Linked DNA regions of Mus musculus: regions 1, 2, 3, 4, 5 and 6 are each linked to region 7. The links are chromatin loops, found by intact Hi-C in ENCODE. Cell type or tissue: left cerebral cortex. All regions are shown on one strand. Region 1 has its middle 440 kb from the start of Ccng1. Region 2 overlaps Gabrb2 (gamma-aminobutyric acid (GABA) A receptor, subunit beta 2). Region 3 overlaps Gabrb2 (gamma-aminobutyric acid (GABA) A receptor, subunit beta 2). Region 4 has its middle 29 kb from the start of Ccng1. Region 5 has its middle 25 kb from the start of Mir146. Region 6 has its middle 380 kb from the start of A230004M16Rik. Region 7 overlaps Gabrb2 (gamma-aminobutyric acid (GABA) A receptor, subunit beta 2).

Region 1 (4,000 bases), 1.2 Mb after region 7:
AACCATTAGAATAGGTATGGAATCTAAGGATCTTTTTTAAAAAGATAAAATAAAAATGCTATTCTTGTACAATTCACTCTGCCAAACCATGGGCAGTGTGCGGAGATATAGAGGTTTCTTTTTAATGTCTACTAGCTGAGCAAGCCAACAGTCAAGACCATTTGCTTATGCACATGTCAGATTTGAAAGGTCACAAATCCAAGCACAGAGGTGTTTTAGAAGAGCCTGTGATATTCCGGGCCTGGCAGCTTTCCCCATAATTACATTCCATCCTTAATGACTGCACTCACTTACCTGCTGTTTTGTATCTTACTGACCAGAAGTCTGTCTAGTTCCTACCTTATCCTGGCCAATATTGATTCAGAAACTTCTATATGAGATTCTATTATCCACTTGTCACTTCTCATCATTTGCTTTTGAAAGGTAACACTTCTGAAAAACAAAACCCCACATGGCCTGAATAATGACTGTGATACAACTAGTTACCCGTTGAAAATTCCATTGCCCCATGATGAGAACTCAGATTCCAAGAACTTAAACAACGGCCTGGAAGCCATCACAATTCTATTTCTGGTGGTTTCTTTCTCTACTGGACACTGGACAGTATCCTCAGAGTTGATGTTGTTGCTATTTTCATTACTCAAGAAATGAAGCATATAGTGTTTCCATCATGAGGCAGCCAATTCTTGTACCATGATCAACTGGAAATGGCTTTCTACCTAAAGAGATAAACACTTTTAGGCAAAATGTTTCTGATCAGTGCTCACGACTTTTTCTGATATGAAATATGTTTTACTTTAAAACATTATTTTTCATAAATAGATATTCTTTCTCAACAGTGTGGAAGGAGAGAACTGACCTTGATAGATTTCCCTGTGACCTCCACATGTATACCATGGTACACTTTTGTACACACACATACACACACGCACGCACGCACACACACACACACACACACACACACCAAATGTAACACAATATTTATTTTTAAAAAGAAAGAAATTTACTTCCAGTTTCATCTTATTTTTATAATAAGAGGGTTTTTTATTTAAAATTCTTATGTTACCAGGAAGACCAGAGATAGAATTAAGAAAACCCAAATAATAAAATCATTTCATTTTCTTCTCCTCAGAGCTACAGTTAACATAGGCTTTCCTTCAACTACAGATGTATAAATTAATGAAGTTATCAGAATCTATTACAAAAAATCAAGACTTTTCATGTTGTTTTAAAGTTTTGTAAATAGTTCAAAGAATATTGATGCTCACTAATACCTCAAAATCGTAGTAGTAGTTGGATGACCACCGTTCTTACAAAATAAACTGGGAAGGTACCTGTACCAAGTTTGTTTTACTTATATTTTGAACATTGTATTTAAGCACAAGTTTTTCATGGTCTTAGGCTTTTTCTGCCTTTAACTCAGGAAAAGAGTGTGCATGCATTTCACCACATACCAAAAATGTCCCACTGTACCAATATTCCTAAAATCTCTGTTCCCCAAAATACATTCACTGGCAAAATAAAAAATTAAATCCTGGCTGCAGAAGTTCTTTAAAACCGGGCAAAAATAAAATCCCATTTAGGAATACGAAAGTCGATGAGTCATGGGCTGAAATGTTTGTGTGGGCTGCCCTAAGAAAAGCTGAAACAGGCACATCTGTAGTACCTCTCTTCCCCTCTCAGCTGGGTGGCTCATTCTCCCTGGTGCTGAAATCCAAGAAGACCCCTCTACAAGTGAGGAGTTGCTTTTCTATCCTACTGAAATGAGGGTTCAGCTACAGTTTACAGTTAACTATAAAATGGTATGTTAATATTTGAAGCTATCTCTGCAAACTACTTCTGTGTGAAGAGTATCAATAGAGACCAGTGCCTCACCTTATTAGAGCAAATTCTGAAATGTAGGTTAGAGAAAGCACCACCCATACTGAGGGTCTACAAAGTCAAGTTCCTCTATTTACCGTTGTCTGGACAAATCCCAGAGAGTTCACATTCAGAAATAAATAAGCATAACTGGTCTACATTTTAGAACACGGTTGCCAAAGATTAGGTTAACAGCCCTACAATCCCTCAGAATAGGGAATTGCCTGTGATAGCTTATCTCTCATGTCTGTGAAAAGTGGGATGTCTGAGACATGGCACAGTCAACTTCAGAGCATTGTTCAAGCTGCTCCTCATTGCTGCTTCTCTGGGTCCTCACATGGCAGAACAGCACAAGTGAAGCATCTGTCCCTTCGAGCCCTTTTATAATAATCTCTAGGAAGAGCAGCCTTCCTGGCCTGATCATGACCTGAGGGCACTACTCCTGAACGCCATCACCCCCAGGATTAAACCTCACCTTAGAAATCTGGGAGAAGTCATACTGCTACAGAGATAAATTCTGATCCTTTGCTGAATTGGAATCTAAAATACATCACCTTACAGTATTCCTACCAGACATTCACTGACAGACAGCCCGTTCATTATATTTAAACCAGTATTCCAAAGACCAAACATCTTTTGAAGTTCAGTATTTTACAGTCTTATGTAGCTGGTCCCATTCCATGTTCTTAATAGAGTTGGATATTGAATTCACAGATATGGATTTCTGGTGAGCATATGATACGAAACGTCACTTAAGCAGCAAGCAGGTCAGCCAAGTTTATTTTTGGTATGCTTTCCTCTCTAATCGAGAACACCCGGCTGATAGGGCCAGAGGAAAATTGTAAGCCAAATTGCAGGTTTAAATCAAATAGGGTTAAAATAAAAACCGTATTCACATCTCTCTGTCGATTTCAAGAGTGTGTTCTCCTGAAAGATGACGAAGGAACAGAGGAGCTTTGGTATTTGACTTCCTTCCTCGGGATGCAAAGCAAAAACAGAAAGCCTAGCTCCGTTTCTCAAGTTGTTAGTGCATTTCACAGGGGACAGAAGAAGTGGCTGAACAGTTAGGATTTGTACAAGTTTTATTACTCAGAATGAAGTAAGTTTACCATTGAAATTCTGAGCAGGAAATGGCAGCCTCCGAAGCAAAGGTAAAATGCAATCTCGCCATCACAGAAGAGCAAAAGTCTCTCTCTTCCCAACCAAATCACCGTAAAAGGCTATCAGAGCCTAGGACTTAGACACGAGAGAACAGGGCTTATTGCCTTTTGTCAAGGTATATATGTTCAAATTCTTGAGAACTGAGAAACTTCAAGGAGAGAAAGCATACTGTCTGAAGACAGAGGGATCATATAGGTGCACATGTACTCACTGCCAGTAGGTACAGTATCTGTGTTGTACAGAGAATACCAGGCTATCATTTACTTCATCCAGGGCACATCTACTTACACCTCACCTCACTGTGACATTTCACATGCATGCAGGACTGCCATGCCATAAGGAAGACATAACAGTTGAAACACAAACATTTTAACACATAAACACTAGTGTGAACCACAACATTTGAGAAATAAAAATTAATATAATGCTTCTAGAGGGAAAAATAATTACTTAACTTGGCTCTTTGACCCTCCCAAATACATAAATTTTAATTCTTAGAAAATGCATTAAATTAATCATAAATAAATTAAATATGTATTTAATAAATATATTAAAATGAGTTTTACTTCTTACACTGCCAAAATACAATTTATCTACCAAGTTATATTTATCTAGAGGCTCTGGGACTATTTAAATTAGATTACACTTAAAACTACTTTCAAGGTCAGAGAACAGTTTCTCCAGTTTTGGCAAGCTCGCCGTCCTTTGTTCAATTAACTCACTTGATGATCTGAAAGTGTGGAAGTAGGGAAGGAGGGTTACACAATATGCATCTACATGGCAAGCAATGAACTTGCAGCTCTCCGAAAAAGTAAAAGTCATGGTTCTGATGGTGTGCAGCTCCAAATGTCTGGGCCCTTGGAAACCTCATTCTTCCAAAGGACAAATATTCAGGGACTCTGTAGGTTTAGATATTTCCCTATAGGCTTAGATATTTCCCTAAACCTACTTCCTTTAGGATTCTTAAAATCTTCTATCT
Region 2 (4,000 bases), 110 kb before region 7:
TAATCATAATAAAATAAAGTGGCACCAAAAAGCAAACTTTTTTTCCAAGAAATCCTCCCACTGAGCATCTGAAACTGCCTAAAAATTTGGTCTTTGAGAAATATTGTACCACAAGTTAAGCACATGTAACAAGCAATGCCATCTCAAAGATATTTACATAAAATTAATCAGTGAAATCCTATAGGCCAGCTAAATGAACTAGTTTTATATAATGTGAAGAAGTAATTTGGAAATAACGATGAGTTAGAATATAAGCATGCAATTAGTTTCTATATAAGTGTGTGTAAATTTAATTACCCCTAGAAGCTGTCTTTTTAAAATGAGTAAAAATATGCACAAAGTTTCATAAATGCTCTGTCTGCTCAGAGCAGTGATTTAGACTCTTGCTGCTTGCCACAGTTAAAATTTTTCTCGGAGGCAGAAAATATCACACAGTCCAGCTTCTTGCTGTACTGAACACTGAGTTAAAATGGTCAACTTCTAACTATGGACTGGGATAAGATACAAAAGTGCTCCAAAGCATGGGTGGAAAAAGCAGACTCAAGCTTCTCCTTACCCTTAAATGCAGATGTCTAGGATGCAGAAAGATTACAGAATCAACATTTTAGCCCCTCCCCCCAGCATGGCAGATGACTAACTCACGATCATGAAATCCATTGTGCTAAAAAAGCAAACACATTACAAAACAGGCCAGCATCATATATAGAATCAACATTCACACCTAAAGGCATGCTTGCTCACTCTCTTTCTTTCATAGTCTCACTCTCTCTTTCACACACACACACACACACACACGTCTTGCTTCCTGTATGGCCTTTGGCCTTCTGCCAGAAGCTAAGTTTCCAATTCTGACAATCCTGCTTCAAAGCAAAAACAAGCAAACAAACTCCACAGTCCGACCTTCTTACACATGATCTTAGCCAAAAGGCTGAGAAGCAATAGTCTGACGTTCCTAATGCAGTCAGTCTTCATGGCCACATTCCACATTCACTTATCAACTATAAGGGATAGTATTCATGAGTGTCAAGGACAACTGGGCCATTTTATCACATGCTGTCACCTTCACATTCTTTCTAAGGCTTGTGTTAACCTTTGCACCAATTTCGTACCAAATCAAATGCCTGAACAGTCTGTGATTTCCTTCCAGGGTATTAGTACTGTTTTTGTTGACAAATCACACTTTTCCCTAAACATGTTCTCAAGGATTTCGAGATAGATGTAAGAAAGTGACAGCATTAAGGTGGAGAGAATGTGTCAATGTTTGCCTGGACCAAATTTCAAATACTACTCTAGCAACTTTGTCAAGATCATTGATTGGTTGATTGAAGTATGATCCTGCTTAGCATGCCTAAGGTGAGCCTCAAACATGAAGTCCAGCCAGGCTGGATCTGCCGACACTTACAGCTTTCAATCTCCAATGTACAGTTTTGTTCATCCAGTGGATACCGCCTTAGGTCCATCATGCAGGCAGCCGTAGTTGTGATTCTAGAAGAGAATTGGCAATATGAGTTGTTAGTGCTTAATGCCAAGTGCAGAAGAGAAAAAAAAAACAACAAACAAAAAATAACCCTCTTAGAGACTTAATCCTAGCCTTAGCATCCATACAAGGGAATGATCTTCTTTTGGAAAGTATTTTCCTTCACACTTCTTCTTCTGGCTCCTAAAGAGATTTGATTATGTAAGTATTCAATGGGTCACTAACAACTTCAACCAAAATTACCTAAATGTGTTTCAAATGCAATTCATTGAAGTCTCCAGAGTGCCTTTGGGGCATTCTAGTTGTATCTCAGGTGACTGGAGATGGTGACAAAATATTCTAATGACTCTCACATTTGCTTTACTCCATCATTTTGCAAAATGTTAAAGTCTAATCTTCTACCAAGATTACTTTGGATCCATAATTTTTTATGCTTAAAACCATACTGTACTTTGTAAGCATCTTCACTAATATACAGCCCACATGAGCCTTCTATCTATGCCTAATCATTTTGTCCTAAATAATCTGATGTACTCTTGGCTACTTAGAAAGAGAAGAAAGAATGGAAGTTCATATTTTTGGATTTGACAACCTACTTTTGCTCAACTGTAGGAGCTCAGAGCTCAGCTAGAAACTGAAAAATGAGACAGAGCTCTACTCTGGAGGAAATAGCCTAGACTGTACTTTCCAAACTGCACCTATATCATATGGAACTAAACCAAGAAGCCACGGAGCCTCATTCCAGGAATATACTTGGGTGAATCTGAAAAACTGGAGGTGTAGACTGGGAATATGTTATTGCTTATTCATAATGATGTTTCTTAATTTAGTTTTCTTTTCTGTAGTACAAAAATGCTTCCCAGAGCAGGTTTCTTATTGATTTCTTCCTTGTTTCGTGAGTCCTGCAGGTCGCTCTGCCTCAATTCTCTACTATCCCACTTTCTCCTATAAGTCTGTCCCCATTGGTTCCCCTACAAGACAGTGCAGAAGCTGGACCTCAGTCCTTTCCATCTGTGTCCCTGATTCCATCCTCCACACAAAACACAGAGTACATCTCATCTGTGAAAAATATAGTGGCTATTCTAAGAGAATCCAAACTGACTTTGGCTGACTCTTTCTCACATGTTTTGTTTCTCTTCTCCTTTCCCACTAGCCTCTCCTATTGTTTTCTCACAATGCCTTTCCACCCCCACCTTTGTTCTCTATGTCTATAACACACCTCCCCCCTTGTTCCCCTCCCTTCCATCACTCAAATCCTTCCCTCTCAGAGAAGCTCCTACAGAACAGCCTATCCAGAGTGACTGTCTTAACTTAGGCTCCATCTTGGCTTTCTGTTCACTGCCTTCAAGCAATTACCACAATCTGGAATTAGCTTGTTAATTGTTTTCTCAGAAGAGTCTTTTTCTTTCAATAAAATTTAAGCTGCTTATGAGCATAGACTGTTCAATTCAGGGCAAAGGCATTCAATAAATATCGGTTGAACGAGAAAAAACATTAATTTATAATGAGGCAAGCAGTTAGATTTGCTCATTATAAGACTTTGTATTTGGAAGAGTATTTTATTGCTTTAAGTCTGTTTTGACTGAAAATGGCACTGTGTCTTAGGTTAGAGATGTCCCTTTTGTAGGTTGAACAAGAAATGGAATTTAATCAATTTAAATTACATGAAGAAAATTATTTTAAGGTTATTTTTATCAATTTGACTGTTTCAGCTTTCAATGAGATTTATGTTGCATTTAAATTCTACAAATTACATTAAAATGAATATTCACATTTAATATTCTTGTAACATGGTACTTGGATGGGTTTCTTCTTGGCCTACTGTTTCCTCTTAAAATTTTGTATGGCATTATAGATTGATACACTCTGAATTTCCTCTAACCTACAGTTTACAAGAGGAAATGAAATTTAGGAAATGGTAGATGAGCCATAAGCCAGTGCTGTTCTGGAAAGTCGTTACGTGGATTCCTCTCCCTAGAAACTAGGGCAAATAACTTACTGAGTCTGGTAAACCAACACAAAAGACAAGACTGTTTCAGGGACGTAATTACAATTTCAAAAAATAAGAGAAACTGGTACAGAAAGCCAGCTGTGTAATTGAGGTGAAGTTTGTAATTAATACTACAGCTTGTAGTTCACACCTCTGCTAATACATATTCATACCAATTAATAACCGTGAACTATTCTGTATACACTAAGATAAACAAGTCCCCTGATGCTATTACAGAAGGAATGTGTTTTCTTCATGTTTTCAGAATAAAGTGAAAGGAAGGATGACTGACACTGTAACTCTGTCAATAGAATGCTCACCTAGCATATATACAGCCCTGGGTTCTATTTCCAGAACAGGACTGTAGCTGAAAAACCAGAAGTTTAAGATCAAATGTAGTAAGTTTGAAGCCAGATTGGGGTACACAAGCCATTGTGTAAACAACAACAACAGTAACAGCAATGACGACAACAACAAAAGTATTTTTTTCTTCTAATATTCATACTATTTATTATTTATTTTACTCCTTTTTT
Region 3 (4,000 bases), 99 kb before region 7:
CAAGTAAATACAAGCATCTCCCTAAGGAGTCTCTGTTAATACTCTCTCCTCTGATTGAAGGTCCTCCTTAGCTCCTCCCCACTTTTTTTTTGTATGTCTTTCTAGCCTCTCCAAAGGCCTTGTTCTTACATTAAAAATCTCCAAGACTCTTGCATAATTGTTTTTAAAAGCTCCTTTGAAGTCCTCTTATAGAGTCACATGCACTACTACGCTCAACTTTGTAATCACCCAAAAAAGTAAGATTGCTGGCAATCATGTTCCCATTTGATAAATCATGCATTTCAGATTAGAGCTATTTGTGCTCTTCTGCAGATGTTTGGCCTTCCGTGACTCTTTCATTTTCTGCAAAGATGCTGTGACCATTAAAGGGCTACCCAGGTCTCTGCCACAAATGCAGACACTATTATTTAAGAAATTTCCCTAAATAAATAGCCTGTTTCTGGAATCCGACGAGAAGTCTCATGCAAGTTCTCATTTTGTAAGGACATAAACCCCATTTCATCACAAACATTAATATAAATGTCCCAACCTAGGTTCTTACTTGCCTTTCCCCATCTTCCCTATACTACATTTTTTGTAGTTTTACATACAAATCCTATGTTTATCTTAGAGTCTTATATTTTCTTCATAAAATTTACATCAAGAGAAGTGAGAGGCACAAGGACAAGTAAAGATCTCATAATTTGATTATCATTTAACTGAAATTTGATTTTATATCACAGTAAGAGATCTAATAGAACCATGATTTATTTTTAAAAGGGGGCTTACAATAAGAATCGGAACTCTGAATTATTTTAAAATTGAACTTTATTCACAATTTAGAATGATGATTCAATATACTGGGTGCTTTTGATGTTATATCCATTAAAATAATCAACTATTTTTTTCTGCATAACACATTAGAAACCTACCATTTCAGAACAATTCATCAGTTTCTTCCTTCCTTCCTTCCTCCCTCCCTCCCTCCCTCCCTCCCTCCCTCCCTCCCTTCCTTCCTTCCTTTCTTCCTTCCTTCCTTCCTTTATAGACATATAGATTGCAATCCTAGGTAGTAAAGAAATTGTTAAGTAAAGACCAGATTGTCCACAAAGTCACAGCGGATTGTCTCTACCTCTGGAGTCCCAAAAGCTTTGGGCCATCACAGCCAGTTTATTTATATTTTTAAATAGCTAACAGATGTTTGAGGACTTGCCTAGAACAGACCAACCTCCAACTACAGCTGTGTCTCCTCCCTTCTTTCTGGTCCCTTCTAAGTATAGCTTAAAATGCAAACTACACAGGTGGGAGCCTTCTTTTGCTTCTCTGATTGTACCCTCTAACCCTAATCCCTGAATTTTGTCTTCCTGAAAACCAGTCTATTTGGACTTCCCAATCTATTCTAAGCTTGGCTGTCTGGCACAGGGAATGGAGAGCAGGACATGAAACTGAGATCCAAGGGAAGTTAAAACCCAGGGATGCTAAGCCCATTTTCTGCTGGACCCATGGGCTATCCAGTCCTCCCTACTTTTTTGAAAAGTGAATTCTAGGGCACTGATGGCAACCTGCTGATCCTGTGTAGTTAGGAGGTAATGTTTTTTCATCTCTTTGTAAATAGTCCTTTTATTGCATCCTCAAATTATCCCACTTTTGGTGTACCATCTGTTTCCTGTTGGGTTCTTGACTGATAGAATACATTATAGAAATGTATTTAAAATCAGAGGCGCTAACAGTTATGCTGTCAAAAATTAGAACAGTTCCTTTCTGGAGTTCTCTGCGTTAAGAATCTGGAGACAAGGTAATGGCTATCCCTTTCCCTCTGTCTTAAGTGAGGAATTTCTTACCTGTCATTCTGGTATCTGTTCATCATAGCCCTTCTAAGATGGCCTCTCCACTGCGCGGCTAACATTGTGCTCCTTGCACGCCACTGCTCACCTCCTGTGTTTTTTCTTTTATATTTATTAACAATTTTGTTTGTTTACATATCAAATGTTATCCCCCTTCCTGGTCTTCTCTTCACCAACCTCTTTCCTCATCCCCTCCCTTTTACCTCTAAGACGGTGCTCACTTACCCATTCCTGCCTCATTTATCTATCACTATTAGAATTCTGGGTGCTTATTTGTAGTATTTCTCTCTCTCCCCCCATAGACTCAGGCATTGTCTAGTCTAACTAAGGTTGGGTTCTCTTGAAGCTGTCCCTGAGACGTATTTATTTGGGATCATCAGCTGTGAAGAGAAGCTAGATGAAGGTTTTTTTAAAAGGAAGACTTTACATTGTATTCTATGCAAGATGGCAGCAATCCCAGAATGGCTGCTGTCACAAGAAACATTCAAGACTGTGGTGGGACTGAAGTGGCCCTTAACCAGCCCCTCATAGCCTACTATGCACCTATAGACTATGCCAGGCAAGCATAACAAAACAGAAAAACACCTTTGGTTCATTTTTTCTCATCCCATCACTCTCTCCCATTCTTTAGAATCTTGGTGAATTTATAAGACCAAAAAAATCTAAGTGACCAACTGTTTATCATCATGCATAGTTCACATGCACTACATCTGCATCTGCAATGAGGTATCATGTACAGCATACTGGCAATTCATTACTGATTCCAATAAAATCCATATATGCTACCATCTCAGGGATTTCTGCCACCTGACCTCAACAGCAAAATAGTTTTAGGTACGTGGTACTTTTTACTATTTCTAGATTTTATATAAAATAGTTACAAAGCTGTTGGCAGAATGATTAATATCAGTAGTAACCACACATGTATATCAAAGTCACGATTATTACTGTTTACATAATCACCACAAAACTTAAAAGTGTAATATCTAGACACTGTGTAGAAATAGATGCAGTCCTGTATGCCGTGGACATGCTGGTATAACGTTTCTCAAGGATTTTTTGACTACAGCAAACAAGACGTATCTACTGTACTTACCTTGACTCCTGAAATTTCATCTTAGTGAATTAGTGTGAAATCACACCGATATGTAGAGATGTTGAACAAACTTTGTGACTTGGCAAAGACAGAAAGGCTTTTGTGTATATTTGTATGTGCACATGTATGTGTATACAAACACATGCGAATGTTGAGCTGAATTTTGATCTAGACACATAATGTGGTAAAACACTCTTAAAAAGAGTAGAAAATACTGGAAATCTTTCTTAATATATGAAGACTGAGCAATTAAAGAAGCAGTTTGGCACTGTAAGTTTGCATGTGGAACACAGACTGAAGGAAAAGTCATCCAGAGATTGCCCCACCTAGGGATCTATCCCATCTGCAGTCACCAACTCCCTACACTATTGCTGATGCCAAGAAGTTCTTGCTGACAGGAGTTTGATATAGCTGTTTCTTGAGAGGTTCTACAAGCACCTGACCAATACAAATACAGATACTCACAGCCAACTATCAGTCTGAGCCTGGGAACTCCAATAGAAGAGCTAGGGAAAGGACAGGAGATGAAGGGGATTATAACCCCATGTAAAGAACAATATCAACTAACTGAACCACCCAGAGGTTCCAGGGACTAAACCACCACACAAAGAGTATACATGGAAGGAGCCATGGCTCGAGATACATATGTAGCAGAGGATGGCCTTATCTAACATCTATTGAGGGAGACCCTTAGTCCTGTAGAGGCTTAATGCCCCAGCATAGCAGCATGCTAGCTCTGAAAGGAAAGAGTCGGTAAGTAGGTTGAGGAACACTCTCATAGAGGCAAAGGGGAGAAAGACCGAGGGGATAGGATGGGGGATTTTGAAGGGGTAACTAGGAAGAGGGATATAATTTGAAATGTAAATGAATAAAATGATTAATAATAATATTAATAAAATTACTATGATAGAATTAGTCAAAAATATCATAAAAGATGTGTAGTACATTGATGAGTTGATAGAATACCTATTTAGCAAACACAGATCTCTGGATTCTGTCCCCAGCATTGCATAAAACTAAGCTTGTTGGTACACATGTGTTAGTCTCACCATGGGGAGGTGGAGGTAGGAAGATTAGAAGT
Region 4 (4,000 bases), 1.6 Mb after region 7:
TCATAAAATACATATATACAAGCATGCAGAGAGAGAGAGAGATTGAGAGTGAGAGTGCTCAGAATTATCAGAAGATATGGCTTTTGTGAAGGAAGCCAAATTAAAATGAGGATATGAACATGGGCTCTAATATGAGTAGTGTATAGAAAAAATATTATGTGAAGACAGAGAACAAGAGTGATGGGATGGTCCCCTGTACTGGCTAGTTTTGTGTCAACTTGACACAGGCTGGAGTTATCACACAGAAAGGAGCCTTGGGGAAATGCCTCCATGAGATCCAGCTGTAAGGCATTTTCTCAATTAGTGATCAAGTGGGGAGGGCCCCCTTGTGGGTGGTGCCATCTCTGGGCTGGTAGTCTTGGTTCTATAAGAGAGCAGACTGAGCAAGCCAGAGGAAGCAAGCCAGTAATGAACATCCCTCCATGGCCTCTGCATCAGCTCCTGCTTTCTGACCTGCTTGAGTTCCAGTCCTGACCTCCTTGGTGATGAACAGTAGTATGGAAGTGTAAGCTGAATAAACCCTTTCCTCCCCAATTTGCTTCATGGTCATGATGTTTTGTCCAGGAATAGAAACCCTGACTAAGGCAGTCCCCCCAGAGAAGAAACATCAAAGATGACTCCCAGAAGTCAGTGAGAGGCATGGCACTGATTCTCCCTCCCAGTCCAGAGCTGGGATCATTCTTGCCAACGTCTTGACTCTGCACACCCAGCCTCCAGAATAACGATGCAATAAATACCCATTGTATAATTTGTGGTACTTTATTACAATAACCATAGAAATCTATGTTAGGCAACAAACACGTGAGAAAGAAGAGAAGGACGTGTCACCTATAACAACAATGTGGCTACTTCCTTATTGTATTTTCTCTCACAAAGAGTTATTTGATTCTTTTCAGACCAAATAAAAATCACTAAGTGAGAAAATTGCCTTTGTGACACAGATTCAAAACTCATCTGTTTTATTCTGTTAAAACTAGATTTGCTCCTGGTGTAACTTAGGAATTATCCAGGTAAGAGCCTTAGCTATCAACTTAGGCTGTTCATTGTGATGTACACATGACCTCAAGTAAACTAGCTCAGGACACCTTGGGCTGTGATGATTTAATTTCTCTAATTAACTATGCTCGTTGATCAAAAAAGCTGGGGACAAAGGTCAGGCTTTCCCCCTTCCTCTAGCCTACTCCATTTGGTAACTAGCTTGGTCCTACTTCTAATGTCTGCCATGATCCTCCTTTCAATGCTACCTGGATCCATGTGTTTTGCTCTACTCAGGATGGTGTGAGAGTAAGGATAACATGGGGAAAGCAAAGGAATCTCAGCCTCTGTGAGATTCCAAGTGTCGGGTAACCATCAGGATGCTTCCTCTGCCTAGGAGATTATCCAAAGCTTCTCACCATTGCTGCTGTAAGTGCATTGGCATCCCACCTAGCCAAGAAAATGAGATGATAAATCTGTTCTTCCTAATATCTCAGCAGCCACCAGTGTCTCTTAAAGGCTACTTTACTGGTAGGACAGTAGGAGTCCTAGCTACCTGCTCAGTGCTGAATTTGGGCATGAAACTTATTTGCTTTTTATCACCAGTAGGTAGCAAGAAAGCAGAATTCACTGAAAGTGGCTGTCAAGATTGCAAGACAGCCTGGGGAATCTCAGATTGCTGTCATCGCAAGCTCACGTGAAAGCGCAAGCAAACATAAAAGCAAAGCATGGTTAGGGGTGTAGCATCACTCAGGAAATAAGCACCCAGTTTTGTTTTTGATACTGTGATCTTTTTTATTAGGAAAGATGGCTCTTCATCAATAGCAGAGGCTCACTCAGAAATGCAAAGAACATGACAAATGTGCCAGCATATGCATTTACAATGACAAATGCCAAGCTGTTTTATGTAAGAAGACTTTGCGATGCATATGGCTGAAGCAGAAATAACGCTGCAAAGCCTCAAGGAATGTTCTCCATTTCAGCACATTCTTTCTCATTCCAAGCCTGCCCGATCCAACCAGCAGACGTACTTTGCTTCAGGATTGCTTATGCCTTTCGGTGAGCCCACGAGATTTGGAATTGGACCTCTCCTTTTGATTCTGCAACTCTCTTCGCATAAATTGTTCTATTCATTTCAAACAACCATCCCTGCAAACGAGGGTTATCTCTACCCTCACCCATTACTAACTAGATGGGCCAGTCTTCATCATGGTTTCATTAGACTCGCCCTGTTTTAAGAAAAATCAGTCATTGATCCCAAATGCCATGTTTTAACTGGCAGGGCCTGCCTCAGCTGCCATGTGAAGAGAGAAGATTCTGAGACTGAAGAGAGAAAGTGCACACAAGAATAAGCCATTCTCACTAGGAAATGCAAAAAATCACCAGCTATGCCATTGTATCTCTCCTGTGTACCACGAAATTCCATATTCTTTTAATTATTATCACAAACGCACAGGTCATTTTAGTCCTACTGTCTTGTATTTAGTTACTTTGTCACATGATTAAGTTTGTTTTTATCCACATAGTAACTGCCTGGCATTGCTCAGAGAAATGAGGTTAGCAAACTTAACTTAGAAAAAGACAATTCTAACCTGACTCATTATGAAACATTAACACATGCACTTCCACTCTCTAGCCAGATTGCCTCAAAAGGTAATGAATAAAGACGGAATCAAATGAGCCATTTTCATGAAGCAGCAGATGGAAGAGGTAATTTTTCAAACATAGGTATAGGTCTATAGGGTCAATATTAATAAACTACAGCGACTTCAGATAGTAAGAGTTAGAACATTCCAGAAGATTCTGGGGGGGGGGGGGAATGGTGCTTCAGGAAGGAAAAGGCACCAAAACCAATCTCTTACTTTTGAATTTCTGAGCGTGGATGTTGCATGTAAGGAACATCCTGTGAACAAGCTGGTGTTAGATTCAATCCTGGAATGTATAGCCTTGAAAGTGAAATTCACAACCAAAAAAGAAAAAGAAAACCCACATGAATTAAAGCTCCCATGGTCTATTTTTAAGTATATTTTGGAGTGGGGGTAGGGTTAAAGCCAGCACTTAGAAAAGCATCCTTCTCTTGGCACAATGATTTATGTGTTTCAGGTTGGCAGGAAGACTTCACTTCCAGTGATATTCTCCAATTGTTAAAATAAAATAAAAAAGTCCCTACTGCTTTCTTTGCAATCCATAATTTTGTGTTTTTAATTTAGATAACTGAAATGTCTCAAAGCAGAAATAAACTGCATATTCATGAGCCCTGATTTGCTGTAATCATTATTTCTAACGCTGTGCATCGGTGAAGACTTGAGTACCAAATCCTATTCTTGGTCAATTAAATCAGATGACTAAAAACTGAGAGAGCAGGGGACCTCGTTCTTCCTTTCCTCTTTGAAGAATTCTGTTGGTCTATCAGAGGTCAAATGTCCTTGCTCCCAACCAGGGCTGATAATTAGTTGTTTCAACATTGGCAGGAGGGATAAAAGTCTATTTAATATGCTAACTACGGGACTGTTAATTTTTCTTCAATAAGTTTTTAGTCATAGACAGCCAAGGGACCAAAGGGAAAAGATAGTATGTTAAAATGAGCTGAGTAGGTGGCTGGAGAGATGGCTCAGTGGTTAAGAGCACATGTTCTTCTTGCAGAGAACCTGGGTTTGGTTCACAGTGCCTCGGACAGCTCACAGTCACTTTTAACTCCAGATCCAGTGGATCTTACAACCTCTTTGGGTTTCTGTGGGCACCACATTCATAGACACATACCCATGCAGAAAAATACACATATCCATGTAATTAAAAATAAACTGAAAGTCATAAAGAGATGTCACAGCTTCCTTAGCCATCATCCTAGACTAAAACAAGTATTTAATTTAGGTTCGTTATTCCAAAGAGAAGGTGTGCATAAGAAAAAGGGGTTCCAGATGCCACCATTGATTTGCCCGCAGAAGCCCTCTGTAAAAATAATTAATAGTACACAAACCAGGCTGTGTAATCTAGATCTATTATTTACTAGATTTAGAATGTTGAC
Region 5 (4,000 bases), 930 kb before region 7:
GGTGATCATGAGTGCATGGGCAAGCTGCTTTTCTAAGTTATGGGATCATTTTCAGACTGACCCTGAACAATGTCCATGCAAGCACTCAGCCCATGTTATTATTGATATTCTTGCCTTGGTATTGCAACACACTTCCAAAGTTCAAGTGAAGAGGGCTGGATAGATTGCATCAACCCTTCTCCACAGCTCCTGAAGCAGAGGCAAGGAATCTTATGATCTAGTATGAATAAATGTCCTTCTTGCGGTCTGTGGGGACAAGGTCACCAAAGCAGCCAGTGGTACCAACCCCTGCCCCAGCTGGCTGCCATCAGTGTTTGAGAATCCAAAACAGATTTTTTTTGAAAGATTTATTTATTATGTGTGAATATACTGTTGCTCTCTTTGGACACAAGAGAAGAGGGCATCAGATTCCATTACAGATGTTTGTGAGCCACCATGTGGTTGCTGGGAATTGAACTCAGGACTTCTGGAAGGCCACTGAGCCATCTCTCCAGCCACCCCACACCCCCCAACAGGTTTTGTATCAGCGATTTTTCTCTGGCTTTATCCATTCCATTTTCCTATCTCCCTGGCCTGGAATTTGGAAGGGCCCTGGGAACTTCTCTCAGCAACTCCTTTCCTCTCTTGTCAGTCATTTCTCTGACCCATGTCTGATTGTCAGGTTTCCATGGGGAGCCCTAGCCTCTCGAAGACTCTCTGTTTTCTGTTCTTAGATGGGCTTGAAGAAACCAGAAAAGGCATGTGAGGCAAAAGCTGCTTGAATTGATAACAATGGGACTGGCAACCTCAAATTCCCTTCCATTGAAAATTCCTGGGGGTGGGGGTCGGGATGGGGCTCTTGCTTTCAGTACTTTTAACTTTTTATCATGCCTCTTTGGATTAGGTTTTTGGTGGGCTTTCCAAAACTTGGGTGGAAGGTGTCCACTAAGAGTGGGAAGGGGTGCAAAAGCAGATGTCTATTTGCCACAAAAAGGAGCAAGTAAGGAAAGGTTAAGATGTGTACGTTTCCCACACACATTTGGCCTCTGCTTCCTTCATCCAATGAGGCAGCTGAGTCTTGACTCCCATTCTTGTGTCACAGAACAAGTTGGAGAAGTTACAGCACCCTGGGATGAGTCCTGCGCCTTTCTTTCTTGTCCCTCTCATCCTCTGCTCACCCTGATATCCCCATTTCCTGCTTGGGGTCTTACAGCCAACAGCCAGAGCTCCTGAGCTCTGTTTAAAAAAAAAAAAAAAGCCGTCACCATGGTAACCTGCATCCTGCTCCATTTCAACCAGAGATACAAAGAAGCAGCAAAAGAGAAAGTTTAATCAGATTAAAAAAAAAAAAAAAGGAATCTTATTGACAGTATCCGTCTTTTTGGGAATAGAAATGTTCCATTTTAGTGGTGTTATCAAATGCCAGTCATTTTATGTCCTGTGGCTTCCAGAGGGTCAAAGTCATTGCTTGCTTTCTAGGGCTGTAGATGTCACGCCTTCTTCTCCAGAACGGGTTGAAGGCTCTTATGTGGCATGCTGGCTTTTTGTTTCTGGTTTGTTTATAGGCAGGGTCTCATGCAATCCAGGCTGACCCCAAACTTGCTATGTAGCTGAGGCTGACCTGCTTTCAGCTCTCGAGTGCTGGGGTTACAGGCTTTCTGGGTGTTGCTGCACTGGCCCCTGTTTATGCTTCTTGGAAGGAATTACGGTGGGATTCACTCTAGGGAGCTTTCCAGGCTTTTCCCACCTCAGTCTCCCCAGCCTACAAATCCTTACATCATAATGGAATGAGAAAAAATAGCTGTGACATCCTTGAAGGTCGCTTACTCCACAGCGCCACTCTTGAATTTGTGTGTCTAGTGATTCTTCCCAGGCATCTATGCCCAGAGAATGCTCCTGGATCTTCCTCAGGAGGGCGTGACCTCAAGAGGGCGTGACCTCTGGAGGGCGTGGCCTCTGGTCTTCATGACTCACTTGGAGCTGGGAATTATCTGGCTCATGCTGGTTAGTTTTGTCAGCTTGACAGTCTCCTAGAAAGGAAGCACTCCAATTGAGCAATTTTCTCTATCGTACTATTTCGTGGACATGACTGTATGGCATATTTATTGATATAGAAAGGGCCGAGTCTGCTGTGGCTGCCGCTATCCCTAAGCAGGTAGTCCTTGGAGATATATGAAGGGTAGATGAGGTAGCAGCGTTCCTCCATGATCTCTGCTTGAGTTCCTATCTTTATGGTGTTGTAGTTTTTGTTCTTGTTTTTTTTTCCCCCATGACTGTGATAAGCATAAGCCAGATGATATCTTTTTCCTTCCTAAGTTCCTTTTGGTCATTGTTTTATCACGGCAACAGAATGAAAATTAGCATGTTCTCTCTCATAGACACAGGGATGAGCCCATGGCCTGTGGGAGTTCTGGGCTTTGGTCTGGCAGGACTAAGAGGCCAAGTGAGGGCAGGTCCGGTGTGAGGATGGAGGCCAATGGGTGCAAGGATAGGGAGGGAGACAAGGCTCTGAGTGTTTCTCTTGGTGTTCATTGGAATGTACTAAGACACTGCCATCATCTGATATTTTTAAGTTATCCTAGGCTCCCCTGCACAACTTCCCAGAATTCCCCTCATTCCACCGTCCTTAAGTCAGATATACACTTGTTATTTTTCAAACTAGAATCTTTGGTACTCAGCTTCAGCTGTCTTCCCAGCTATGTTTTTGTGGATACTGCTGGGTTATCTGTTTGTGGTTTGTTGTTGTTGTTTTATTTTAAATCACAGCGAGGTTTGTTTTTATAGACAAAGATACAGTGGCCCTGCAAGGACTTATCTCCTTTTTGCCTAATGAGTGGGCCACAGAGAGTGGCTGCAGTACAGTTCTTGGCCACTAGGGGGCAGGAGCACCAAAGCAAAGGACTAAAGAAAGCCAGCAAAAGAAGCCGGCAGGTAGCAAGACAACAGGGCTTGTGAGGCTGGCACAGTTCAAGTTCTGAATCTCACATCTCTGTATCTCATCTTGGATGCACTGCGTGCCTACTTACTCTGATGATCTCATGCACCAAAGTGCCCGAAAAGAAATTTCTTAGGACTTTTGATGTAGGATCTTACTGCCTATGAAACAAAGCAAGAGGCATCTCGGATAAGAATTAACCTTTCATAGTTCTTAAAGAAGTTCTTGGGAATTGTAAGACCTCAGCCTCCGCTTCCAAGACAGTGTGTGACCTTTTGTAAGAAGCCTAACCCACTACCTCTCCCTGGGCTTAAATGTCTTCTTCACAAAAGGCGAGATGATGGGGCATCATCATCCTTTCTAAATCCAAGAGGCAAAGGGCAAAGATGGCAGACGTGGTTTCTATAGACTCCTTCCCATGAGGCATTTAAATCCGCTCCTTCATCCCCACACTGGGATCTACGTACTTCTACAGGCGGCCGCACTTTACACACAAGAACAAAAAAAAACCTCAGGTAGAAGCTTGGTAAGAGGTGAGTGAGGTATTTTTTTTGGCTCTTTCTACTCACTCTGTGTCTGTCTGCACCCTTTGATGGTAGTGAGGTCTGCGAGCAGAAGTTAGTGAGCATCTGTGATCGTTGACGCTGTCTTGAAATCCACATCAACTCCTTCCTTATCCTGAACCAGAACTTACTGAGCCAGCCCAGGCTGCCTGCCTGGAATGGAGTAGATATGAAAGTCCACTGGGAGCAAGGCATGGCTGGGTCAGGGGTTCTCAGCCTCCCTAATGCTGTGACCCTTTAGTACAGCTCCTCATGTGGTGACGCCAACCATGCAATTATTTTGTGGCTACTTCATAACTGTAATTTTGCTAATGTTATGAATCATAGTATAAATATTGGGTATGCAGGATATCTGATATCAATCCCTATGAATAGATCATTTGACCCACAGTTTGAGAAGAAGCGCTGGTCTAGAAGGGTTTTTTTTTTTTTTTTTTTTTTTTTTTTTGCCTTGTCATAGATCGTATTTATGGCCAGGCAAGACTATTTCCATACAATGCCATGTGGTAGAGCTTTTGCTCAA
Region 6 (4,000 bases), 1.1 Mb after region 7:
GTTTATTACTTTAACAGTGATTTGCTCAAGCATAAGATCACAGTACAGATTTAACAATAAATATCATAAACCTTATTTTCATTTATTAACCTTATTTTCATATTGCAAATGTAGTTGGATATAACCATGGAGACCAAATTATACTATGTTATTCTTAAAACACTAACCACCCAAAGGGCATATCTTAAATCCCTTTTAAATATGAGATTATAGATAAATTTAGAAATTTCTTTATTATTGGCACTAATCTTCTCAGTAAAGAGATTATAAATGACAAGTTTTTTTTCCCTGTCCATTTGGCTACAGGTTTCCTATTTAAGATATAGAAGATCACTTCTGCTGCAAATGACTGAATTTTGTATACTTAACCTTACGATTCAGGCCTTAGAGATGTGCATATGATCTTCATAATCTCTGCCCCTAAATCCCACAGAAAAGGATTAATTAGTTGACATAAAGAAAGTATCTTCCACAAGATCCAAACTGTTGCCTAGAGAATCAGCCACTATGCCCTGGAGCATAAAAGAGGCTCCTGCTGCTCTCTAAAATAATTCACAACAGGGACTGCTGGGGAAATTTGATGTTCTTGTTTCCAAGGAAACATATATGGCTTAGTAGACAAGAGGTCATAATTCACCTCTGTATTTTAATTTGTATGTAAACCCTGTATCTTTCTTTTTATTTCTAAATTTTAACAGTTTTACAGTTTGTTCAGCTGTTGAAGCTTGGGAAGTGTAACATGATTATCAAGAAGATGGGTAGCATTCAATTTTAAAAACTGAATATGTCTCTCTGTGTGTATGTTTATTTGGACAAATGTGAGTGCAGGATAGTCAGAAGCTCAAAAAAGACATCTGATGCTTTGGAACTATTGTTACAGGAGACAGTGTACCTTCCAGAACAGGTGCTGGGAACCAAGGTTAGGTTTTCTACAATAGCAGCAAGGGTTTTCAGCCTCTGAACTATCTCTGTAGCCAACACACATTCAATTTTGATAGCTTATTCAGGGAGACATGACAGAAAAACACGTGAACTTGTTCTGAACTAATAGATAACCCCATGGATTCTACAATCAGAATTATAGAAAATCATATCAAACTACATCCATGCTTCTTATTTGTGATAAGCTATTTCTAGAAAATCAGAAGAATGCCTTTAGGAGCTCAAAGGCTTAACAAATGGCATGGTTTGGGTTTAACATGCATAATCTTATTTCAAAGTTCAAAAGTGTAGTCTCAACAGTTTCTATAATTTTGCAAAGTAGACTAGCAGTGTGTACTACAAGCTATAGGCACTCATTGAAGGAAATTTTCAGAGTTTGTTGTCATATGTAGTTCATGCCTGTATTTCCAGCATTCAGAAATCTGAGGTAGGAAGTGAGGCATAAATGAAGTACATACATAGTTCCCTGCCAGGCCAATATACAAAGAAAGACTTTACTTTGGTAATTAAATAAATAAATTCTGAAAATATACCTTCAAAGTGATTGGGTATTCTTGTAGAAATCCTTATAGAAAATATTTTTTCTCATTTCTTGGTAAAAATAAAAAATAAATGGCTATTTAAACTAACAGCCTCATTAAAGGTTCTACTTATATCTCTTTCTAAATCCTCACATACCCTTGCCTTGCTGAGGTTCAAACCCAAGGCCCTGTTCACACTAGGCAAATGCTTTATACTAAGAAATGCCAGTTGCCTGGGTCTTGATAAGCCGAGGTCATTTTAAGGAAATGATAACATCTACAACTGTACATGGAAAAGGGTGCATAACATATTAAAAGAAATCCTCTTAGTGCTTTCAGAGATCTTGATTTCCTTGTCAACTTGCTAGCATTATTAATAGATTTTTTTCCGTGTCTGTCAGTACCTAAAATGCATTAGGGGATGTTCCACTCTGACACTCAGTCAGCATTGTCGAGTGTCTTAAATATGTAGGGAAATATCCCTCAGTAAGGCAAGCTATCTGAATGACCTCTTTTTTTGGACTCTAGTCCTCTTCCTATTAATGAAGAGACAAAGATACTAACTGGGAAAGATGAAGAAGAGAAAAGCAGGCTGAAATGAATCTCAGTTTCATAACATGTCTCAAGAAGAGTCTACTAAAGGAAGATAGGAAAGCCATATTAAAATAGAGAGAGAATGACATCTACTGGCTAAGATAAGTCAGAATTGGCAGCTAGCAATGTATATTCCTTATAAAGTTAAAAATGCTTCTCTTTTCCTTCTATATATATCATGTAAATTAACGATATTGCAAGTTATCAACCCACAGTGGGAGAGAACCCGTCCTATTGCCTGTGAAGAACTAATGATGAAGCAGTTTATCATTAATTGGCTAACGTTGTATTTAAGAGTGTTTTTATGAATGTCCTTCAATGACTTTGATGTTATTTTTACACATATTTAATTATCTGCTAACTGTCTTATAAAATAATCATCATTGTTTTTTATGTGTGAATTTTTGTTTGAGCTTATTCATTTTAGTAACCATAAGAGCTTCTTTCACTAAAATTGTACTCCTAAGAATAATCATTGGAAAATTCTTTGTGACCTTGAATTTGGCAATTAGAATTTAGATGCTTTATTTACAGCACAGTCCCAGAAATTAGATGACTGATTGGAGTTTACTAATGTTAAGAGCTATTCTGCAAGGCATACTATTGTTTTGAGAGAACTAAAATTCAAAACATAGGATGAAATAAAACTCCCCGAATCATATGGTTGTTGAAGGATATGCTACTTTAATATAACCAAGAACTCAGGAAAACTCAGAGATAGAAAACCACAAAGAAATATTTTTAAATACCCCCACATAGTCTGATAAACATTACACCAAACACCCTAGGTCTGCTCTTTCTTGCTTCTCTCTCCATCATTCTTTTTTTTCTTTTCTTCCCTTCTCTCCATCTGTGTCTTCTCTATATCTCATCTCTTTTCTCTGTGTCAGTCATTCGCTCAGTCCCCTTCCTTTCCTCTCTTTCTTCTCTCGTGATCTTTCCACTTTTCTACTCTCTCCCTCTTCACCTGGATGAAAATAAAATGCTGCAAGAAGCATGGCTCCAAGTGTCACAAGGTTTGCTGCCATGAAGAACTATGCATCTAGTGCCTCCAAAGGATCAGAACAAACATGGAATAAAACCTGCTAAACTGTGAGTCAAAAATGAATCTCTCCTCCTTAGGCATTTTATCCCAACAAGAGGAAGCTGACTAACAAAGCAAACAGGGAATCTTCCTTAAATAAGATAGTCACTTGAAAATACTGTGGGTCTAAAACTGAGTGAAAAAAATTTAATGTTTCTTTGAATTCTATAATATATACATAAAAATTTGAGGGGATAATTTGATAAAAAGAAAAGCAATCAGATCCAGTGGAACTTTTTAATGAAGAGAGAGGGGATACTGAGACTGGAACCCAGTGAAGTAGGGCCAGGATGGATTTACATTCATAGTGAAGAGAGGAAAACAAACAAACAAACAAACAAACCTCATGGGCATGTTTCCCATGGTGAGTATTCAGCCTAGCCCTTTAAAACAGGAAATGTTTGGGTTATATTTTCAAAGTGCAAACCCAGCTAGTTACTGTAAAGCGTGGGAAATAAACTTGGGCTACCATGGAAGTCAAGGCTGTCGTAGTCAGTCATGTAGCCCCAACACATGTTTAACAAGGACGAGGTCCTTCAGATCACCTCTCAGCTCCATTATCTCTCCAAAAATGAGAGTCTGCCTGTAACTTGTTTGAAGACCTATAAGTTCCCCATTAATCAACCTTCTGTAAAGACCATAAACAAACATAGACTGAAGATTTCCTACAGGTGCTGGTGCTAGCCAACATGCATGGGGACAGATACCTGACTGATATATCCCAGCCTAATAGAGGGCATAGATGCTCTCTTGTTTTTCTTAAGACTGCTTCTACCCTATAGGTGGAACAACATTATGAACTAACCAGTACCCCGGAGCTCTTGACTCTAGCTGCATATATATCAAAAGATGGCCTAGT
Region 7 (4,000 bases):
CACTTATATTGCTGCAGTTCAAATATGTGACTGGTCTGTGGAATGCCATTCTTGAAAGGCAGATACACAATAATAAAAGTTACAGCTACCAGAGACAATAGGTCACAAGCCATATGAACAAACAAGGGCATTAATCAACCTTGAGATTTCACTTAAATAGTTAAAAAAATCATTCTTTAGATAATAAATATAATCAAAACATCCTAACCCTGGTAGGCCTTTGCACTAGATACAATACAAGCCTCATAGTGAGTTACCAATGGGGGCCTGATTCATCTGTTGCTTCCAAGTGAATAACCATATTTTGAAACAAAATAGTAGTTATATGTGTTACAAAACTGTTTTGGAGGATTCATTTTAGGTCAGTAAGACTGGAAGCCCAAAGTGTGGCTGGACAAATGCACTGGTGTCAGCATTAAGCTAAGAAAGGAGTCTGGCTTGGAATTTTTCACACCTGCTTCAAATCATTAATGCTACACTGTTGTCCCATTTACAAGCTGACATTTATTTTTGCACTTTCGACATCCCATGACTTCTCTGCAACAGTAAATAGCTCAAAGTGATTACACCCTGCCTCAGCTGGATCTATATTTTGACTAGCAGGTCTTGGCATTGTGTCCACCTCTGATCCCACTCCAAAATGGTACATGCAGGGGGAAAAGGTCAGTTGAAGTTTCTGAAGAGAACAAAAGGTTTAACACTCTATGCCATGTAAGGATATAATACCCTCAAGTCATTTCCAACCTATTTTAGTTACCTGGAGTCATTTTGTGAGCATTGCTTTATCTCATAAATATTTTTCTATGAGATACTTTGTGATGTCTTTAAAAAGCAGTTAGTAAAATAAAGCTTTATTGGAAGAAGATGAGCAAAAAATTTAAAATAATAAATGAGATACAAGTCTGACCAAGCATATGTAGAAAATATAAAACCTTAATTGATTTCTATTTAACTTTGACATTAGAAATTCAATTTAGAGCCAAGTACCTGGGATTGTAGAGGTACCCAGGTTAGGACACAACTTCAACATATTCAAGTCATCCAATGTTATCTTTCTTCTGTGTTTGTGTATCATACAATAAAAATATTCCCAGTTATTAGATTATAAACTTTCTGTTATTAAACCACTGCTAAGTTAGTTGATGATCCCCCCAGAGTCTCTGAAAAATGCTCAGAATCTTATGATGCCTTTAGATTGTTATTGCCCAGCATCTGTAACTGATATGCTAGATGCCACTTTGAATTCTGGGAATATGAGAACTTCTGTTAAATTTAGGTGAGAGCCAGGCTAAATCCTAATACTTCAAATTTCTTGAGTTAATTAGTATGCCCTAAATTTTATGTCCCAATGGCTGGCTTAGAAGTGTTTGTATAAAAGCTTACACATTTCATCTCTGTCTTTAATTATTTGTCCAGTCTCAAGACAGGAAGACAGGAGGATGTCATAGAACAATATGAAATGGGCTGTGTGCTATCAGATCTGAAAGGACTGCTGGAATATTAAGGCTCACTTGATCTAGATACACTGCCAAGAAGAAAAGAGGAGAGGAGAGGAGAGAGGGAGGGAAACAGGGAGGAATGGAGGGAGGGAGGGAGGGAAGGAGGGAGAGAAGAAGGGAAGGGAACAGCGAAGGAGGGAGAGGAAAAGAGAGGGAAAGGGAGAGGGAGAGAGAGAATTTACAGGAGAAATGTCCCTGAGTTAACTGGGGGAATCTGGGACACTTGTCCTTGTCATGTTATGTCCACAGTGCTCCAACGTGGGCAGCAGGGGGCGCTCCTGCATGAAGCATACCCCCCCAAAAGTGCTTCCCTGTTGGAGAACACAGGTTCTTCTCACACCCCTCTCTCTCTTCTTATCCTTTGTCCAAAGACTGAGTGTTGCTGACAATAAGTTGTGTGTGCTTGGTACACATAATGATTAGTGTTGCAGGAGCAGTAAGAAAGTACACTTGGTATTAATCTTGCCTTTTTGGATAAAGACTGGCCAGTTTTTTATTTGATTTCAGTGGATTAGCAGAAGGGGTTAAAGGAGATGGAAGGTGGTGGGAGGGGCAGAGATGTCAAATGTCATTAAGTACTAGGAATCAATTTCCTAAAGCAACAAGTGGGCATCAACACCCCAGAACTAATTACTTAGTCACTCTGTGAGAGTTTAGTTTGTATGATAGACTTCCTGGTAGGTTTTTGTTTGGTTGTTTTATTTATTCATTTATTTATTTAGTCACATTTAAATGCTCCTTTTACCATGACTAAGCCCCAAACACAGAACTGTAACTCGACAAACTGAGGCTTTCAGGAAGCTGTGAGAGCCATCACTTCTGCAGGGGGCCTTCCAGCATATTGCTGCCTGTACAAGTGAATGTGTGAGATACTTTACTCACTCTGTATTGGATCCAAATTGGGAAAAGTGCAAAAAACCAGCAGTTGTTTTGTAATTACACATGCCATGAATTCCAGAGCAATATACTATTCTCCTGTCCCCACATTATACACATATTCAAACATACTCCACCCCCCCCAGCAACTGCACAGCCCCCACACAGTCCCCATTATAGAGACGTATCTATGAGCATTAATACTCACCATATTGACCTCAGAAACCATATCAATGCTGGCAATATCAATGTTCATTCCTACGGCCACAGGGGGACCTGCAAACCAAGATGGTCAGCCATGTGACTTCTCAGAACTTAGTCATTCATACGAAGAGTTGTCACTGGGAACTCTAAAGAAACCCCCTCTGTAGAGCTAATCCATATATTCATTACTTTCCCATATCTTTGCAGTATGAATGTGGGGATACTCTTCTAGGAATATGCACACATGTGCTGGTCAGACAATGTTGCCAGCTCTGTCTACACATGTTGATGTCTCAGCATGTGAATTCCTACAACTCACAGAGCCCTAGGGATTCGTGTAGATTGCATTGAAACCCCCTCTTTTTTTCCCCACCCACTTCTGTGTGTAGGTTTTAACTCTTTAATTCCATTAAGAGTCTGAGCAAAATTAAATGGCCACACTAGCATATCTGGGGCTCCAGGGAGAGATGCCCCTTTTTCCTCTGCTATCTTTATTCTCAATTCCCCAGAACCCCTTCTCCCCTATGCCATTCGCATATAGGGCTGGGTGGAATCCCGACATGAGCCACTTTAAACCATGGCCAGAACTCTTCTAAAGTAGATGGGCACAGAGAGTTGAAGCCACCTCTCAGCCAACCGCCTGCACACTGTGTCCTCAAAAATACTCACATTATAAGACATCCCCGGCTGGGCACACTGTTAACTAAACTTAAGAGGTTTGTATCTCAAGAAACCTCAGACTGGGAACAAAGATGTATCACGGTGAAGGAGAACGAGAGCGGTTACAAAGTCTGGTCACACTCTAAGGGGGTCTTCTTGAAAGACCTCTCAAGTGCTGGACAGAAACTGGCTTAAGTTTGGATCTGTTTCTCAGCAAGGTAAAATAGGAAAACATTCTATACATCACATGCGCCCACAACTAAGGAGAGGAAAGAGAGTGCACACAAAGCCCAAAAGACAGCTTGGGCTGGAGCTGGGCTGTTTCTTATTTGCAAGGCAATCCCATTACCTCCAAAATCTGGTCTCAGACGAATGTCATAGCCTTTCAACAGTCTGTCCACCGTCTCTTTAACCAGCGACATATTACTAGGGTCATTGACACTAAAGAAAAAAATGACAATAACCAGGAATGAATAAAGAAGACAGCACGGCATCTTCAACAGCCCTGCTCACAGAGAGGTATGCAGACAGAGCCCTGACAAGTGAGAAAGGAAAGGGACACTTACCTCTGAGCACAGACAGCGGCGATTATTAAGGGAAATGACCAAATCCCAAAGTAGCCCCTTTTCCGGACTCTCCACATCCCTTTAGGTTCTGGTGGGATTGAGGGATTCACTGAAGAGAGGAGATCCAACTTAGTCTGCCCAGTGCAGTAATTCTAATGTGGAGCGCATGCGCACGGCGTACCAAAACATCAAAGG

Evidence for each region. Hi-C counts contacts between places; a loop is a spot of excess contacts. Peaks named below come from ENCODE experiments on the same cell type or tissue, not always from the same donor. Only the 100,000 strongest peaks of a DNase experiment are listed, where the experiment ranks them.
Region 1: a loop joins it to region 7, with 7 times the contacts of the local background. A loop is called at or near these places in 3 of 42 quality-filtered maps.
Region 2: a loop joins it to region 7, with 2.5 times the contacts of the local background. A loop is called at or near these places in 3 of 42 quality-filtered maps.
Region 3: it touches region 7 in a loop (2.0-fold over the local background); 3 of 42 quality-filtered maps call a loop at or near these places.
Region 4: it touches region 7 in a loop (4-fold over the local background); 7 of 42 quality-filtered maps call a loop at or near these places.
Region 5: it touches region 7 in a loop (5-fold over the local background); 4 of 42 quality-filtered maps call a loop at or near these places.
Region 6: it touches region 7 in a loop (3-fold over the local background); 2 of 42 quality-filtered maps call a loop at or near these places.

The regions. Positions count from the first base shown.
Region 1 is chr11:41,191,802-41,195,801 of GRCm38, reverse strand. No RefSeq gene overlaps it. Among named protein-coding and RNA genes, the nearest start is that of Ccng1, 440 kb to the right of the region's middle. In left cerebral cortex, no CTCF peak of the experiment used is centred here; DNase peaks (open chromatin) are centred at 1,594 and 2,685.
Region 2 is chr11:42,526,897-42,530,896 of GRCm38, reverse strand. It overlaps Gabrb2 (gamma-aminobutyric acid (GABA) A receptor, subunit beta 2), which reads right to left. Exons shown (of 9, transcript NM_001362647.2): 5 at 1,403-1,485. Among named protein-coding and RNA genes, the nearest start is that of Gm34591, 110 kb to the right of the region's middle. In left cerebral cortex, no CTCF peak of the experiment used is centred here; DNase peaks (open chromatin) are centred at 574, 1,775, 2,210 and 2,459; H3K27ac peaks cover 3,693 bases.
Region 3 is chr11:42,519,766-42,523,765 of GRCm38, reverse strand. The region is part of intron 4 of Gabrb2 (gamma-aminobutyric acid (GABA) A receptor, subunit beta 2); the gene reads right to left. Among named protein-coding and RNA genes, the nearest start is that of Gm34591, 100 kb to the right of the region's middle. In left cerebral cortex, no CTCF peak of the experiment used is centred here; DNase peaks (open chromatin) are centred at 269 and 1,513; H3K27ac peaks cover 913 bases.
Region 4 is chr11:40,782,491-40,786,490 of GRCm38, reverse strand. No RefSeq gene overlaps it. Among named protein-coding and RNA genes, the nearest start is that of Ccng1, 29 kb to the right of the region's middle. In left cerebral cortex, no CTCF peak of the experiment used is centred here; DNase peaks (open chromatin) are centred at 1,926, 2,560, 2,967, 3,593 and 1 more place; H3K27ac peaks cover 4,000 bases.
Region 5 is chr11:43,347,655-43,351,654 of GRCm38, reverse strand. No RefSeq gene overlaps it. Among named protein-coding and RNA genes, the nearest start is that of Mir146, 25 kb to the left of the region's middle. In left cerebral cortex, CTCF peaks have their summits at 1,836 and 2,843 (motif pointing right); DNase peaks (open chromatin) are centred at 1,207, 1,506, 1,834 and 2,868; H3K27ac peaks cover 1,181 bases.
Region 6 is chr11:41,332,021-41,336,020 of GRCm38, reverse strand. No RefSeq gene overlaps it. Among named protein-coding and RNA genes, the nearest start is that of A230004M16Rik, 380 kb to the left of the region's middle. In left cerebral cortex, a CTCF peak has its summit at 2,164 (motif pointing left); a DNase peak (open chromatin) is centred at 2,034; H3K27ac peaks cover 310 bases.
Region 7 is chr11:42,421,232-42,425,231 of GRCm38, reverse strand. It overlaps Gabrb2 (gamma-aminobutyric acid (GABA) A receptor, subunit beta 2), which reads right to left. Exons shown (of 9, transcript NM_001362647.2): 1 at 3,806-4,000; 2 at 3,589-3,680; 3 at 2,584-2,651. The coding sequence starts at 3,882. Among named protein-coding and RNA genes, the nearest start is that of Gm34591, 2.0 kb to the right of the region's middle. In left cerebral cortex, a CTCF peak has its summit at 1,767 (motif pointing right); DNase peaks (open chromatin) are centred at 1,781, 2,918, 3,215 and 3,944; H3K4me3 peaks cover 3,176 bases; H3K27ac peaks cover 1,401 bases.